Linked DNA regions of Homo sapiens: region 2 is linked to region 1. A link is an interaction called in ENCODE POLR2A ChIA-PET data of the cell type or tissue named here. Cell type or tissue: IMR-90. All regions are shown on one strand. Region 1 overlaps SHB (SH2 domain containing adaptor protein B). Region 2 overlaps FBXO10 (F-box protein 10).

Region 1 (5,000 bases):
GAGCCAATTAAAGTACCCCCAAATAACTGAGGCACAGAGAAGTTACAAAGAAAATCTCAAGACAGAGCCGGAACCAGAAATGCGTTTCCTAACTCCATAGCCAATGAGCTTCCTGCTCTGCCTCATTAAAGAAAAAAAAAATCTCTATTATAGGCCGGGCGACTTTAGGAGGCCAAGGCAGGCAGATCACCTGACGTCAGGAGTTCGAGACCAGCCTGACCAACATGGTGAAACCCCGTCTCTACTAAAAAAAAAAAAAAAAAATACAACAATTAGCCGGGCGTGGTGATGCACACCTGTAATCCCAGCTACTCTGGAGGCCGAGGCAGGAGAATTGCTTGAACTTGGGAGGCAGAGGTTGCAGTGAGCCGAGATAGCGCCATTGCACTCCAGCCTGGGCGACAGAGCGGGACTCTGTCTCAAAAAACAAAACAAAACCAAACAAAACACCATTATAAAAGAGATTCACTGTGGAAAATCCAGAAAACACAAATCTAAAATAAAAAGAAGATAAAAACCTGCCATTTCATCACCACAGACAGTGGTTAATCACAATTTGGCATAGTGCCTTCCTATATTTTTCCCACACACATGCGTACATGCATGTGATATACGGCTACCGACTGGGCTGACCTTTGCAATCTGATTTTATTACAATCATGGCTCATTTTGCATGTTGTGATTACTTTTCTCCCAAATATAATCTCCAAACGTTTCCTGAGTACCTATCATGTGCCAGGCCCTCTGGGGTGTTGAGACCAAAAGACACATTCCCAAAGAACGCTCAGCCAAGAAAGGTTCCTAGCAGATGACAAATCATTTCACACTACAACCCTGAGGGTCAAAATCAGATGTTAGATGGCAAATTTAGAAAGCAAGGTCCCAGGGTTTATGTACCTAGATTTTTTTCCTGGGGGGTTTCTAGTAAAAACTGGAAAATCTGCTAGACAAATTCTAGAAGAGCTGTAACATTTTATGCACCTCAAACTGGAAACAAAAACTGGGTGACATTTTACAAAACAGAGAGAGGCTCTGTCACTTCCAAGGGAAAACTGAACAGCCAGCTACCCTAGCCAAGTTGGGACCTTAGGGAGGAAGGACACTGCATACGGCCTTTCCTCTAATCTCCAACTTAAATGTCCTTGTTGCTTAAATGTCCTGTTGCTTCCCCATAACTTCCCCAGTTTTCTCCTCTCAAACATCTTAACATCTGAAGTCCTCCTCAACTGGCCCCTCCTCCAGGAAGACTTCCAAGATGCCCCTAGTCAGACTTACTTTCTTTCTCCCTCGCTTTGTCTTCTGCCACACCTCTGTACATCACAGTACTTCCCTACTGTCCTGTCTCCTTGTCTGGACTGTGAGCTCAGAGGCTGACATGTCTTTGTCTCCTCACCCAGCTGACAGCCCAGGGCACGATAAGAGCTCAGTGGTGAAAGCCATGCTGCTGACTTGTCTATAAGCTCCGCCCTGAAAGCCTGTGCTTAAAACGTGGCAGGGTGATCTCCAAGCTGCCTGAGGCCATAAGCAGAGTGTGGATTTTCCAAAAGAAATGGCAAAAATAAAATTAAAATTAAAAAATGGTTTTAATTAAAGCATTTGGAATAAGCTAGCTTTGCCAAACCCAATTGTTTCTGATATTCCTCTTGGGTGAAATAATCTTTAAAAAGATAAGAAAAAAAAAAAAAGCAAAGCATTATTAAAAGTGGCAAACACTCGTGCTGGAAGGAGGATGGAGGCTGCTCACAGGGGAGCTTCCTAGAGAAGAGCAGGTGAAAGACATAGACCCGCGGATGGAACAGCCTCTGCTCCAACAGAGGGCAAGGGCGCCTGCGTGCGAGTGTGCCGCATACACAACAAAACCTCATTTTATAGCCCTAGCATTTGAACTGCGGGAGCGAAGACAAGGGCTATAAAATTTGACATCTGATTTTATAAATCTGCCTCAAGGACTGACAATGTCTGTGGAGAAAATGAGAGAAGAATATACAGTGCTTACGGGGCTCCAAAGGGTGATAACCCTGGGGTGGGAGCTGGGACTTCTGGGGGCTCTACCAGCAGCCTTCCAGAGGACCTCAGGAAGGTCCTCTTGCCTTCCTGTGCCTCAGTTGACCCCACCAGGGTCTTGACCTGGATGATTCAACTCCCTTTGGGCTCTGACTCCCCAAAAGTCTGGGGAACAGTCAGGCCCTGCCTTAACACTGGGATTTTACCACGTGAAGTTAGCTGCTTCAAGCCCCACCGAATGCCTCTAGGTAAGGGCCAATCATGTTTCCTGTGGGGCCTTTGTATCGCTTACCCAGCTATCAGTAAAATAAGCCCCTACAGCACAAAGGCTCTGCAAACCACCCTACCTGCATCTGTGCAGCCTCTCAGAGTTTACAAGAGCTTCCACTGCCATTGCAAATCTGGGCCTCAGGGCTCAGAGGCTGAGACGGGAAGTGACTCACTGGTGACCTCCTGGCTGGTAGGAATGGTGGGATTCAGGCTGTAATCCCCGGGCTCCTGATCACAGCCTTCCTCTCCATGCAGCCACCCTTTCACTGATAGCAGATGTGACGTCTGCAGCTGTCCTCGTGGCCTTCCCTGCAGCACCCTCTATGCCTTCTCCCAAGTCGCCAACCAACTCATTCCCAGATGGCTTTTGCAAAAATATTGTTAAATAATTCAAATTAACAAGATGTTAGAAATGTGATTGGAAAGAAATGTTTTTCTCATTTGGAGAGACCACCCAATGCCTCAGAAGGCAACTGTCCCGGGGCACGAGAGGTTTCCTGGAGACAGACGGGCAGTTGGAATGCTTCCCTGGTGGCGGAGCCGCACAGGCAGATTTATGTGGGCTGATACGAGACAATTAAAAACCGGCTGGAAATGTAATCGCGGCTGCTCAGATGCTGGAGAAGACCAAGGAGCTCCGGTAAAACAAAGGGCACTGCTCCATCCCTGGCTCAGACGGGAGACGCAGCAGTCCAGGGAGGGAACCCCAGCCTGTTGACGGGCACGTCTGGCACTGCCGGGTTGGGGGGTGGTGCACTGGGCCGTGAACTGGCAGAGTGAGGCAGAATGAGAGCAGGCACCTCTTGCCTCTGCGTTTTAGGCAGCATTGGGAAGGGGGAAGCTGAGCTGCAGGGAGTCTGTTTTCCTGGTCTTTTCCAGGTCTACGTTGCAGCCGGGAGAGCCACTATCCACCCAGCTGCTCCGAAATCTGGATGTGGTCCTTGACTCCTCACTCCTCCTCCCTCTCATCAATTCTACCTCCACACACCTCTCCTTTCTACTCCCACTGCCCTAGTCCTTCTCTCCTGATCTATATCACACACCCAGGGCCAGATAGGGCTTCCTAAACTTCTCTCTCATCAGGTATGTAGGCCGCCTGCCACTGGCCCCTCTGAATTGGCCTTGGCCTCCTAGTTTGCTACCAGATAGTCTCAGCATCATCAGCCTAGCACCTGAGTGCAAATGGAGAACTTCTAAGCTTAGCTGGAGCAAATGGCTGAGAAGGGTCAGGAAAGAACAGTGGTCCAGGAGCTGGGCAGGCTCAGCCTCTGCCCCTCCCTGACAACACGGCCTTAAGACAGGTTAAGCCCCTTTGAGCCTCTGTTTCCTCTTCTGTAAAGTAGGAGCAATGAGTTGCGCTTTCTTCACAGCTCCTTGAGGGCTGGACCCAGAGAAGAAACTAGACTCTTCTATTTGGGTCATGGATGCTGACACTGTTGGCTCAGAACCAGCCCCTCTGGTTTCAGGTCTCTGGGCTTTCTCCATGTCACCACTGCCTGGGGAAAGGGGTCTGAGAAATGCTGGGCACAGGGCTCATGGTCACAGGTCCTGTCAGAAAATCCAGCTTTGGTCCAGAGAACTAGTTGGCCATTGGCTGGGCTTCTCAGGGCCTGCTAGGGAGGAATGGGGGTGTTTCTATTCCGAGAGACCCCACAAGGTAGAAAGAGGCCTCGAGCTGTGTTGCAATCTCATCTCTTTACTCATTAACTGTGACGTAATGTGAACACCAGTTTCTTTATCTGTAAAAATGATGGCAATGGTTGCTACTCTTCTTGAACATACTATCACAGTGTGAAAGCTGGCTATTCCCAAATATCAGGCCCTGTGCTGGGCATGCTGACCCGTATCACCTCACTCACATGTTACAGCAGCCCAGAGCAGGTGGCGGGGCAGGATTTACACTTGCTGTGCTAGAGAGTAAACAGAGGGCTCAGAGAATATGCAGAACTCAAACTAGGGTCTGTCTGAACCCTTCAGAAAGGAAGGGTGCAAATCATGGTGACTAGTTTGGGATCCCGTAACTTGTCAGAGGCAGAGCTAGGATTTGAACCCAGGTCTCCTGGGCATAGGCCCAGGGCTGTTCCTACACTCTCCACCCCCACTGCACCAGAATCACCAAAGCACCAGGCTCAGAGTCCAGAAGAGGTGCCAGTCTAATGTTGAGGGTGGCGTCCTTGGCAATGTTTTACCACCAGCAGGGCACATTTTCTCAGTAATTCTGAATAAAGGGAAATGTCATCTAATATTCCTCACAGTGTCCCCTCAATGGTGCACTCTCTTATCCTGCAAGGCATCTGCACATTCTAAAGTTCACTGTTCTCATTTAGTCCTCTGCAAAGAGTGTTTGAGGAGTCTCTGTTTTGCCTACAGCAGTGGCTTCTAATTGTGGCATTTCTTTTAAACCTTTTAGAAGGAGAAAACACGAAGCACGCTAATTGAGCAGAAAGTTCATTTTTCCTCCATGAGCCCTGAAAGGACATGAAATCCTCCATGCGATAAGAGCAAAGAGACAGACCCCCTCTTCCCCCACCACCCCTGCTGCCCTGACTCAGGCTGGCTCAAATGCTGCTAGCAAACAGCTTGCCTGCTGGGAAAGCCAGAGGCAGGCAAGCTTCTTCCTCTTTCTGGGCCTCAGTATCTCCACTTGTTCAAGATATTGGACCAGAAAATTGAAAAAGTCTCTTTCTGTTCCCTAAACCCCAAGATTTCTGCTTAGGGTATTCCTG
Region 2 (5,000 bases), 370 kb before region 1:
TTTTAGTAGAGATGGGGTTTCACCGTGCTGGCCAGGCTGGTCTCGAACTCCTGACCTCAGGCAAACCGCCCACCTCAGCCTCCTAAAGTGCTGGGATTACAGGTGTGAGCCACTGGCACACATCCCCACCCACCCAATTTACTTTGTTTTCAAGAAACCAATTTACTTTGTTTTCTCAGGTAAATTATTTACTCTCTTCCTTTTTCTCTCTGTAGGCTAGTAAGACTCCAATCAAAGTTGATACATTGTATTTACATCTCCTCTACCCTAAGGTGGAAAAAGGATAAACGGAGTTCATGTGGTCTAAGGTCGGAGTTCACGTGGTCTAAGGTCGGAGTTCATGTGGTCTAAGGTCAGAGTTCATGTGGTCTAAGGTCGGAGTTCATGTGGTCTAAGGTCGCTGTACTGTCTGTCCAAAAGAGCAAGGATATTCACCACTTATAACGGAAATCTATCAACTTTGGTCAAATTGAAATTTCAAGCATAACCATTAAGAAAAAGTGTATAACATCCACATTAGTAGAAAAAAAAGGTGAATGATGAAAAATAGCTCCAAAGAAGGGAAGACAGCTGTAATGAAATGGAGAACTGTCAGGACAAACAGATTGAGAGCATAAAATAAGGCAGACCTAAACAAAAATACATCAGTGGTGCTATTAATGAAAATGGACTAAATGTTCTAATTAAAAGACAGAGAAAGTCAGGGTTTTCCCTGACTTTAAAACTTCCTTATAAGTTTTCCCAGGGTTTAAAAAACCAAAACCCAATTATATGCTATTCATAAGAGACTTACCTAAAACACAGTTACAGAAAAGATGCAACTAATGGAAAAAAAATACCTTGTGTAGATTTTTAAAAAGATTACACTATCAGGTAAAGTATAAGGCAAAAAAAAAAATTATTAGAAACAAAAAAGGCAGCTTCATAATGATAAAAAGTGAATTAAGAATTAAGAATTAAGAAGATAAAACAACTTTATATTTGTATATGCACCTGATAATACGGCCTTACAGATATAAAGCAAAAAAAAAAAAAAAAATTAAAAGATGAAGTAGACAAATTCATAATTATACTTGGATATTTAAACACATCCCTCTATAATTCATAGGAAAAAAAAAAACACCCAGTAAGGATAAAGAAGATTTGAACACCATTAACAAACTTGATCTAATGGCATTTCATTGGACATTGAATCCAATAACTGTAGAATACATTTTACTTTCAAACACACATGGAACATTTATAAAAACTGACCATAAACAGAGCTCTAACAGAAGTATCAAGAAATTTCAAAGGATTAAAATTATACAGCTTCGAGCACAGTGGCTCACACCTGTAGTCCTTCCAGCTACCTGGGGAGACTGAAGCAGGAGGATTGCTTGAGCCAGGAGTTCAAGGCTGCAGTTAGCTATGATCACACCACTGTACTCCAATGTGGGAGACAGTGAGACTGTCTCAAAAACAAACAAACCAACCAACCAAAAACAGAACAAGCTCACTGACCACAGTCATAATTAGTCATAAATAAAGGATAATTAGAAAATGTTAGTATGTTTGGATATTACAAAACACATTTCTCGAATATAATATCTATTGGTTAAAGAAAAAGAATTACAATGGAAATTAGAATATTTTTAGAAATAAACAACAAAGAAGGCTGGGCGCAGTGGCTCATGCCTGTATCCCAGCATTTTGGGAGGCCAAGGCAGGTGGAACACCTGAGGTAAGGAGTTCGAGACCCGCCTGAGCAACATGGTAAAACCCTGTCTCTACTAAAATACAAAAACATTAGCTGGGCATGGTGGCGCATGCATGCAATCCCAGCTACTTGGGAGGCTGAGGAGGCAGGATAATCCCTTGAACCCGGGAGGTGGAGGTTGCAGTGAGCCGAGATTGTGCCATTGCACTCCAGCCTGGGCAACAAGAGTGAAAGTCTGTCTCGGAAAAAAAAAAGAAAAGAAATAAACAACAGAGATACCACATATCAAAACTTGTGAACTCCTGCTGAAACAGAATTTGGAAAAAAATGTATAACCTTAAATAGAGAGAATCAAAAAGATAAAAATTAATGAAACTAAACATCAATTTCAAGAAGTCAGAAAAAGAACAAAATAAATCCAAGGAAAATAGAAGAGAAAAATAAAGAACAGAGCAGAACTTATGAAACAGAAAACAAATTTATTATGAAGACTATCACTGATGATAAGAGCAGGTTCTCTGAAAAGAACCTCTACTAAAACCAAAGAAGAAGGAAAAAAAAGCATTAAAATGAAATCAGAATGAAAGAGGGGATATCTCTATAGATGCTGTACACCAAATGATAAGAAAATATTATAAACGGCCAGGTGCGGTGGCTCACGCCTGTAATCCCAGCACTTTGGGAGGCTGAGGCAGGTGAATCACGAGGTCAAGAGATGGAGACCATCCAGACCAACGTGGTGAAACTCCGTCTCTACTAAAAATACAAAAAATTAGCTGGGCGTGGTGGCACGTGCCTGTAGTCCCAGCTACTCAGGAGGCTGAGGCAGGAGAATCGCTTGAAACCGGAAGGCGGAGGTTGCAGTGAGCTGAGATTGCGCCACTGCAGTCCAGCCTGGCGACAGGGCAAGACTCCGTCTCAAAAAAAAAAAAAAAAATTATAAACAACTTTATATAAGTAAATATGAAGGGATAAACTCCTAGGAAAATATTACTTAGTTAAGAAATTATAAAAACAAAATCACCCTAGAACCATTAAAGACATTGAGTCTGTGGTCAAAAATAAGATTGCAAAGAAAACACACCTGCGAGCCCAGGTGGCTTCATCACCAAGTTCTATCATACATTCAAGGGACAAAGAAGGGGAAACTAAAATGGATGGTGGAAGAGGATGATATGGGTATTTGTTAGATTTCTGGACCAACTGCAGCAGCAAGGGTTGTAATTTGTCTCACTAATCTTCCTCTTATAAGTTTTCCCAGGATTTGTGACTAACCAGAATCCTGGAGAAGCTGTACCTGGATACAGTGAACTTAATATAAGAAGCAAGCCTATCTGTATGGTACAAGAAGTGGACTGTGGAGAATACTACTGGTTCCATCCAGATCATCTTTACTGGTTAGCACACCTGTCACTGAGATGTGGTGTCAGCTGAGAACAACTCACAGATGTCCCTTTCTCCAGAAAACTGCAACTGCCCCCTCACCAGGCTGTGCCTCTCCTCCCCCAATCCAGCTTTCCTCATACTCCTCTTCCTGAGGGCTTCTCCCACAGTCTCACTTGAACAAGAATCTCTATTTTATGCCCTGCTTCTACAGAATGGGATCGAAGATATCACCATTTAAGAGGGTGAAAAGAGAGCCATATATATATATATATATATATATATATATATATTTCCTTATTGAAAAATCAATTTAAAAAATTTAAAAATGGCAAGAGACATGAATAGACAGTTCACAAAAGAGGCAATCCAATTAACCAACAAAAAACTGCTCAAGGGCTGGGCATGGTAGCTCACACCTGTAATCCCAGCACTTGGGGAGGCTGACATGGGAGAATAGTTTGAGTCCAGGAGTTTGAGACCAGCCTGGAAAATATGGCAAGACCTGGTCTCTACAAAAAAAAATAAAATAATTATCTGGCTGTCCCAGCTGCTCAGGGGGCTGAGGTGGGAGAGATCTCTTGAGCCTAGGAGGTTGAGGCTACAGTAAGCCATGATCACGCCACTGCAATCCAGCCTGGGTGACAAAGCAAGACCCTGTTTCCAAAAAAAAGAAAAAAGAAAAAAGTGCTCAACCTCAAGAGTAACCAAGGAGAGCAAGTTAAAACCACAAGAAATATCAAGACACACACATGAAAATAGTTAAAATATTAAAACCAATAAAAGCAACTATTTGCCAGGATATGAAGCAACTGGAACTCTCATATACTCCTGGTAGGAAAGTAAACTGTTCGACACTATCTAGTAAAGCAATTGTACTCTAACATATATAACCTAAAGAAACTTGTTCAAATACATCAGAAAATATCTAAGGATGTACTTGGCAGTCAGAAACTATAAGCAACTCAAGTATCCATCAACCACAGGATGAATACATCTATTGTGACACAGCCATACCATGAAACACTGTTGGCAACGAAAATAAGTGAGGCCGCCACGTGGATGCATCTCACAAACAAGTTGAGCAAAAGAAGCAAAACACAAAATGCAAAAGTATGATTCTATATGTATGAAATTAAAAAACTTAAAACTATATTGTTTAGGGATATATACATAGGTGATATAATTACAAAGAAAAGCAAAAAAATGATTATCACAAGATGATTTCTTCTAGGGGAGGAAATTATGATTTGGAAGCAGGTACTGAGTATTGGCAATGTTCCAGTTCTTGACATGTTGGTGATTACGTGTGTATTTCCTTTAGAGTTATTTGCTAAACTATATATTGTGTTTTTTACCATGCATATTTGCTGTATTTCATATTCAAAAAGTTTAAAACAAATAAATGAAATAAATATACTGATTATTGTTTCTTAGAAAAATTGAGAAAACTAAAATCCTTTATTTTTAAATTAAAACCTTGCCTGCAAAATCCCTAACAGGGTACATGCCAAGTAAATTTTCCAGAATGCCTAAATCTGTGTGGCTCAGGGTGACCTGACGACCCCTCTTTACATATGGAAAAGTAAGGTGAGTAGGCACCCAAAGTCCTGGGGTAGCTATCTTGTTGAAGGCTGTCATTCCTGAGAATCATCGGTAGGCAGAACCCTGGAGAGTATGTGGAACCAATTTGCCAAAGGGATTTGGGTTAAGGTTAAGAAGAGAAGGGACTGAGCCCACAAACTCTGATAAGAAGTTTGAAAACAGAGACATCTCTTGGGTGGTCTAGATGACCATGACCAAGGTTGCTAGCAGGAAGGGCCCCAAATGCCCTAAAAGAGAACTCTCCAGGACACCAGGGGAACCCAGCCTGGTGAAAAGCTCAACAAAAGCCCAGAGTGAGGTGCTTTGGGGAGAA

Evidence for each region. ChIA-PET counts read pairs that join two places held together with the same protein. Peaks named below come from ENCODE experiments on the same cell type or tissue, not always from the same donor. Only the 100,000 strongest peaks of a DNase experiment are listed, where the experiment ranks them.
Region 2: POLR2A ChIA-PET joins it to region 1 with 13 read pairs; 2 of 35 experiments call an interaction of 5 or more read pairs at or near these places.

Annotation. Positions count from the first base shown.
Region 1 is chr9:37,935,795-37,940,794 of GRCh38, forward strand. All of the region lies in intron 5 of SHB (SH2 domain containing adaptor protein B), which reads right to left. It also overlaps the pseudogene RNU7-124P. Among named protein-coding and RNA genes, the nearest start is that of SLC25A51, 34 kb to the left of the region's middle. In IMR-90, no CTCF peak of the experiment used is centred here; DNase peaks (open chromatin) are centred at 1,447 and 2,467; H3K27ac peaks cover 3,017 bases.
Region 2 is chr9:37,568,374-37,573,373 of GRCh38, forward strand. All of the region lies in intron 1 of FBXO10 (F-box protein 10), which reads right to left. Among named protein-coding and RNA genes, the nearest start is that of FBXO10, 5.5 kb to the right of the region's middle. RefSeq lists a silencer at 125-325. In IMR-90, no CTCF peak of the experiment used is centred here; no DNase peak of the experiment used is centred here.